Linked DNA regions of Homo sapiens: region 2 is linked to region 1. The links are chromatin loops, found by intact Hi-C in ENCODE. Cell type or tissue: Caco-2. All regions are shown on one strand. Links, peaks and the distances in the headings refer to the core of each region. The heading gives the core; the rest is flanking DNA.

Evidence for each region. Hi-C counts contacts between places; a loop is a spot of excess contacts. Peaks named below come from ENCODE experiments on the same cell type or tissue, not always from the same donor. Only the 100,000 strongest peaks of a DNase experiment are listed, where the experiment ranks them.
Region 2: a loop joins it to region 1, with 3 times the contacts of the local background. A loop is called at or near these places in 3 of 110 quality-filtered maps.

What each region holds. Positions count from the first base shown.
Region 1 is chr7:119,174,929-119,177,860 of GRCh38, reverse strand. No RefSeq gene overlaps it. Among named protein-coding and RNA genes, the nearest start is that of LINC02476, 730 kb to the left of the region's middle. In Caco-2, for the core only: CTCF peaks have their summits at 1,445 and 1,646 (motif pointing right); a DNase peak (open chromatin) is centred at 1,690.
Region 2 is chr7:119,099,374-119,102,305 of GRCh38, reverse strand. No RefSeq gene overlaps it. Among named protein-coding and RNA genes, the nearest start is that of LINC02476, 810 kb to the left of the region's middle. RefSeq lists an enhancer at 991-1,579. In Caco-2, for the core only: no CTCF peak of the experiment used is centred there; a DNase peak (open chromatin) is centred at 1,375.

The DNA of each region.
Region 1 (2,932 bases), core at 172-2,671:
TGCTTTAAGTAGCTTGGTGCCATTAGCTTATAGAATTTTATATCGATTTGATTACCAAGTAAAAGTAAAAAGTACTACTTAGTAGGATACTTGTAGGATATGGTGATGGATCTTGAAGTGTTGAGGGGGATTTTCCCAGCAGAAGAACAAAAATCTGAATTTATATACTGCTCAATTTAAACATGTTACAGTATTGAATTAGTTGCTGTTTTTGATTTTCTTCAGTGCTCCAAATGGCAAAAATTTGAAAGATTTGGGGTGCCGAACACTAAATTGCACGTTTCTTTTGAAATGAGAATAATGTACTACATGTTTTTGTATATAAAATTGCATATATATATATTATTTGAAACATTGATTTATAAAACAACAGAGCTAAAATACATAGTTTGAACACCAGAATAAGGTTTTCATTTATTTTAGTGTTAGTACATTTCAAGTAATAATATTTGCTCTGTTTCTAATGTTTAAACTCCAGCCAACTACATGTTATTTTTGTCCATACATAATAAGCTTCAGGTAACAGCAATACTTCTAATATGTTCATTCAGTGGACAAGTCAGATATAAATGGGAAACTCTACCAGAAGAAGCAACCCTCAGAATAAACTATATTCAAGTAGACTTCTAAAAAGAGATATTCATTAAATATTTTATGAATCTAGAGCAATTGTCAATAAAACTTATGATAGAGAAACTCATCAGTGATTCTCAAACTTTGGCATGCATCAGAATCACCTAGAAATGCTCTGAAAATACAGATTACTGGGCCCACTCCTCAAAATGTCTCATCCAGGAGATCTTGGTTGGGGCCTGACCTCAGTGGCTGAGGTCAGGACACAACCTGACGTAATGAGTTCCTGGGTGATAGTGATGCTGCTGATCCCAAGACCACACTTTGAGAAAAGCTGTTTTAATAGACTATGGCTGGACACAGAAAAGATTCCGACATGCTAAACAACTCTTAGAATTTATCAGAATCTGTTTATATATATATATATATAAATATATATATATTCATAAAATTAGTTACACTGGGTCTAAGTTCAGACACAGTCTTTCAAATAAGGCAATTCTAGTAGAGAAAATATTGGGTTGGTGATATCAATTTTCATGAACTTGGTGAGTTAAATCTGGAGATTCCTGAAAATCCTAAAGATCTTTATTTTTCTAGTCAAAAATATAACCAAGAATATTCCAGTCTATTTTTTCCTAATGATGTGTGTCTTATTAAAATGAAAGCTTATTTTATTTTATAGAAATCCTTACTGTTGATGCTAGACCTTCTCCTGTTTCCACTTCTTTTTCGGTTGTGGAAATAATAAACATTTTATACCATCATATTAATTTCTTGTAATGAACAGTATATTATTTAAAACATTATGTAATACTTTCCACTATTTCCCATATGCCAAAATATTTAATATCTATATCTGCCTGTCTATGTAGCTATCAATCCACCTGTGATCTTTCCAGATTTCATACATTTTCCATCGTAAATGTTGGCATGTCAGTTATTGTTTTCTTACCTCTCAGCTCCAAATTCATTTTTCATGGCTTTTCTGAACTCTATTGTTTCAATTAAAAACATTTAAAAAATATACTTTTCTCCTATGTCAGCTGGCAAGACGCTTAAGGTTTGTCAGTAGATGGCGCTGGTGAGACACAAGAGTAGAAAAGGACTTGATTCCAGTGTGCTTGTTTCCTTTTTTCTCCTACTGTGTGTTAGCTGCATGCAGGAAAGGCAGCCAGCGGCATTTGCTCCAGCCAGTTCCAGTAGCTTCCCAGTCATTTCCGCAGCAGCCTCACAGGACACCTCTGCTTGCTTGAGGCACCTTAGCAAATTCTGTCATCCAGAGCCAGAGTTGTGCTCTCTGCCATGAGGCCTGAATGGCCAGGCCACTGAAGGAAGGGAATCCTCCAGATTTATTGCTTCCTTGGGGGTTCTGACTCCACCCTAGCAACAGTGACTGTTGTCTATAATTCTTTATTCTTTAGAATAAATGCCTTCCTGCTTTTAAATAATTCTCATATTGCATTTTCATTTATTCCAATTGCTGCATATTTTCTGTCCTGTGGTTGAACCCTAATACAGTTGGTTCCTGTATTCCTTAACAGTAGTGTTATTCTTTAACAATAAAGTGTGCATAGTGTGTGATTTTTCCATGTATTATAGGGCAACATTTTTAATGAGTATATTATATTTTAATATGGAATAAATACATATTTTACTTGTTAAATTTCTATATTTACAAACATTTTAAATACTTAAACTAATCGTATGATGTACAAATTTCAGAATCTGTGATAATTTGAGTTAAATCCATGTCCTTTTCAGCGTGTGCAGTTTTAAAAAATACACAATTTAGCCAAAAATGGCAAATGCTCAACTATATTATCTATTTTGATATTAAAAACTGAGATGACTGATATGTTCATTTGTTTCACTATAAAAATCATTTTCATATATGTGTATTTTATAACATTGTACTGTACACCTTAAATATACACAATAAAATGTAGTTTTTAAAAAAGACAACAAAAATAAATAAATACATAAATGCATTATCTAAAATGTTAAGGAAAGTAAAACAATATGATTATAAACATTCAAATTTTCCAATAACTCTTATGAATCATACATTCTGAAAAAACAATCACTTTTACTCCCTCAGTTGTGTAATGGCTTAATTAAATAATTTGGACTGAGTAGGGTGAAAATACAACTCTCCTTATCTTCCCTACTAATGACCATTTATGTCTTCTCTCTGGATTCCTCCTTTCCTGCTGCTGGATTAAATGTTGGAATGTTTCCATAATCTTTTCAATCTTTTTAAGCCTACAACCGTAAAATGAATGAGTTCATGTCCTTTGCAGGGTCATGGGTGAAGCTGGAAACCTTCATCCTCAGCAAACTAACACAGGAACAGAAA
Region 2 (2,932 bases), core at 289-2,788, 76 kb after region 1:
CAAAGAATTGCACAAATATGTTTTTGAAATGTGAAGATTAATAAGAATTGTTTAAAAAATGGTGACAAAGTTTTCATTCAAAATACCTCTCATAAAATGCAGTAGCAAATCTCATCATAAAATGTGCAGAATTCTGTTGCCTTCACCAGGTTGTCACCTCTAATATCACTGGGTGATGGATGAAAAAACATTCACGTTTGCCATTGATTTAGGACTCTGAGCTGCTTTCCAAGTCATTCAGCATTTTGTGTGATAAATTATATCTAAAGTTCCCCCAAATAGTTTGTTTTATTGTTCTTTTTAGGCGATCACCTACCAGATATTTGAAGAGCTCCTACTCTAGTAAATGAGATTGAAATTGCTTGCCTCAAACAATCCATTTTCTAATTTTGATTGTTGCAAATTTCTAAAAGTACTGAGTCCTTGTTGTGGATCAACGATTTCTCTTCCTGTGACTTTATGTAAGACAATTCTGTGTATGTCATTTTCCTATGCTCTAAAAATGGCCACAATTTCTTATCCTGCAAATCTTACAAATGTGTGAAGCATGAAAATGTGTGAAGCATAAAAATGTGTCTGATTGAAAAAAAATCATTGAAAAACTTAAAAGCAGTCTGAACATTAAACTTTTATAGTTATGAAAATTATGTTTGGTCCATGATTATTTTTTGTTATCTGGGCATTTTTACTAATGACAGCCTACTCTACTTTAACTTGAACTTAGCTATGTCACTAAGCTGAAGGAATATGATCAGTACTTCATAGAAACTATATTTATGTGCTCAAATTCCTGTGATACAAAAACAATACAAGTCAAAAATGAGATAGTCTATGAGTTATTTTAAGCCCATCTCTATTTACTTTTCATTACTCCTAGAGATTTTTTTCAGAGTCCCCTATATCTCCCATCTTTGATCAAAACCTATGCCTACGTGTGCTATCACGTTCTTCTATTACTGGCAGTTTTAAAATGCAAATATCCCCTGCAAGATTATGTGGTGTGCTTTATTTAACCTTTGTTCTTAAGGTTTAAAATGTTAAGAAAATAAGTCAATAGTAGAACAAATGCAAAAATATATTTTCTTAGGGGATGTGTGTGGGGAAAAGAAAGAGAGATCAAACTGTTACTGTGTCTATGTAGAAAGAAGTAGACATGAGAGACTCCATTTTGTTCTGTACTAAGAAAAATTATTTTGCCTTGAGATGCTGTTAATCTGTAACCCTACCCCCAACCCTGTGCTCACAGAAACATGCGCTGTGTTGACTCAAGGTTTAATGGATTAAGGGTAATGCAGGATGTGCTTTGTTAAACAAATGCTTGAAGGCAGCATGCTTGTTAAAAGTCATCACCACTCCCTAATCTCAAGTACCCAGGGACACAAAACACTGCGGAAGGCTGCAGGGACCTCTGCCTAGGAAAGCTAGGTATTGTCCAAGTTTTCTCCCCATGTGATAGGCTGAAATATGGCCTTGTGGGGAGGGAAACACCTGGCTGTCCCCCAGCCTGACACCCATAAAGGGTCTGTGCTGAGGAGGCTTAGTAAAAGAGGAAGGTCTCTTTGCAGTTGAGATAAGAGGAAGGCATCTGTCTCCTGCTGGTCCCTGGGCAATGGAATGTCTGAGTGTAAAACCGGATTGTATATTCCATCTACTAAGATAGGAGAAAACCGCCTTAGGGCTGGAGGTGAGACAGGCTGGAGGCAATACTGCTCTTTAAGGCATTGAGATGTTTATGTACATCAAAAGCACAGCACTTTTTCCTTTACTTTGTTTATGATGTAGAGACATTTGTTCACATGTTTTCCTGCTGACCCTCTCTCCACTATTACCCTATTGTCCTGCCACATCTCCCTCCCCGAGAAACCCCCGATAATGATCAATAAATACTGAGGGAACTCAGAGACTGGGGCCGGTGTGGGTCCTCTGTATGCTGAGCACCTGTCCCCTGGGCCCATTTTCTTTCTCTATACTTTGTCTCTGTGTCTCTTTCTTTTCTCAAGTCTCTCGTTCCACCTGACGAGAAACGCCCACAGGTGTGAAGGGGCAGGCCACCCCTTCAATGTGAACAGACAACACGATGAGTGATGCAAAGATTTTTCCAGCCCTCTTTGGCCTGACATGCATTATTGGTTCATGTAGAGAGGGCTGTACCAGTATTTTTACTAAGTAAGCAATCTCCTTTTTGCAGAGCTGCTAACACCTACATAAACTATATTCAGTAACTGAACCAGATACCATAATCAATGGGGGAGGGGAAAAGACATTTGATTTCAGAGAAATCCAATGCACCAAGAAAACACCATATTTTTGTTGTATAATTGTTTAGAAAAAAAGAATATCTACTTATAATACCTGACATAGGCAAGAGGAAGAATCATGAAACCTTGGTGTGGCGTGGAGGGGAAGAGAGCAGTGCCCCAATAGCTTGGCTCCATGTAGACTCTACAGAGAAGCTGGCTAAAAACAAATACCTTGCCTCCTTGTCTCACACACTGAATCAGAACTTTACAGAGGAAACCAAGAAATTCTATATTAAAATTGACTCTAATGTAACTTCTGTATAGCTAGATATTTAGAGATGAGTGCCAAATCATATAGTTCAACTCTTTAGTAGTGACTAGGGTGTTGAAGCTCAAAGATTGATTTGGCTACCCAGATTCCCAAAGCACATCATAGCAAACAGAACTTCAGTCTCTCACACTCTTTACTCTCCATGGGCTGTTTCCATACACTCAAGAGCTTATGAAGATACCTTTTTTACCCACAATACCCATATTGGACTGTCACTGGAAAAATCAAGACATTAAACAAATTTACCTCAGGTTTCATTTCTGTGTCCTTTTTTTCCTATAACTAACACTCCATTCTTTATTAAGTAAGACTTTGCTTTCACTTCTCACTATAAAAAGTAAACAAGCAAGTAAATCTTTCC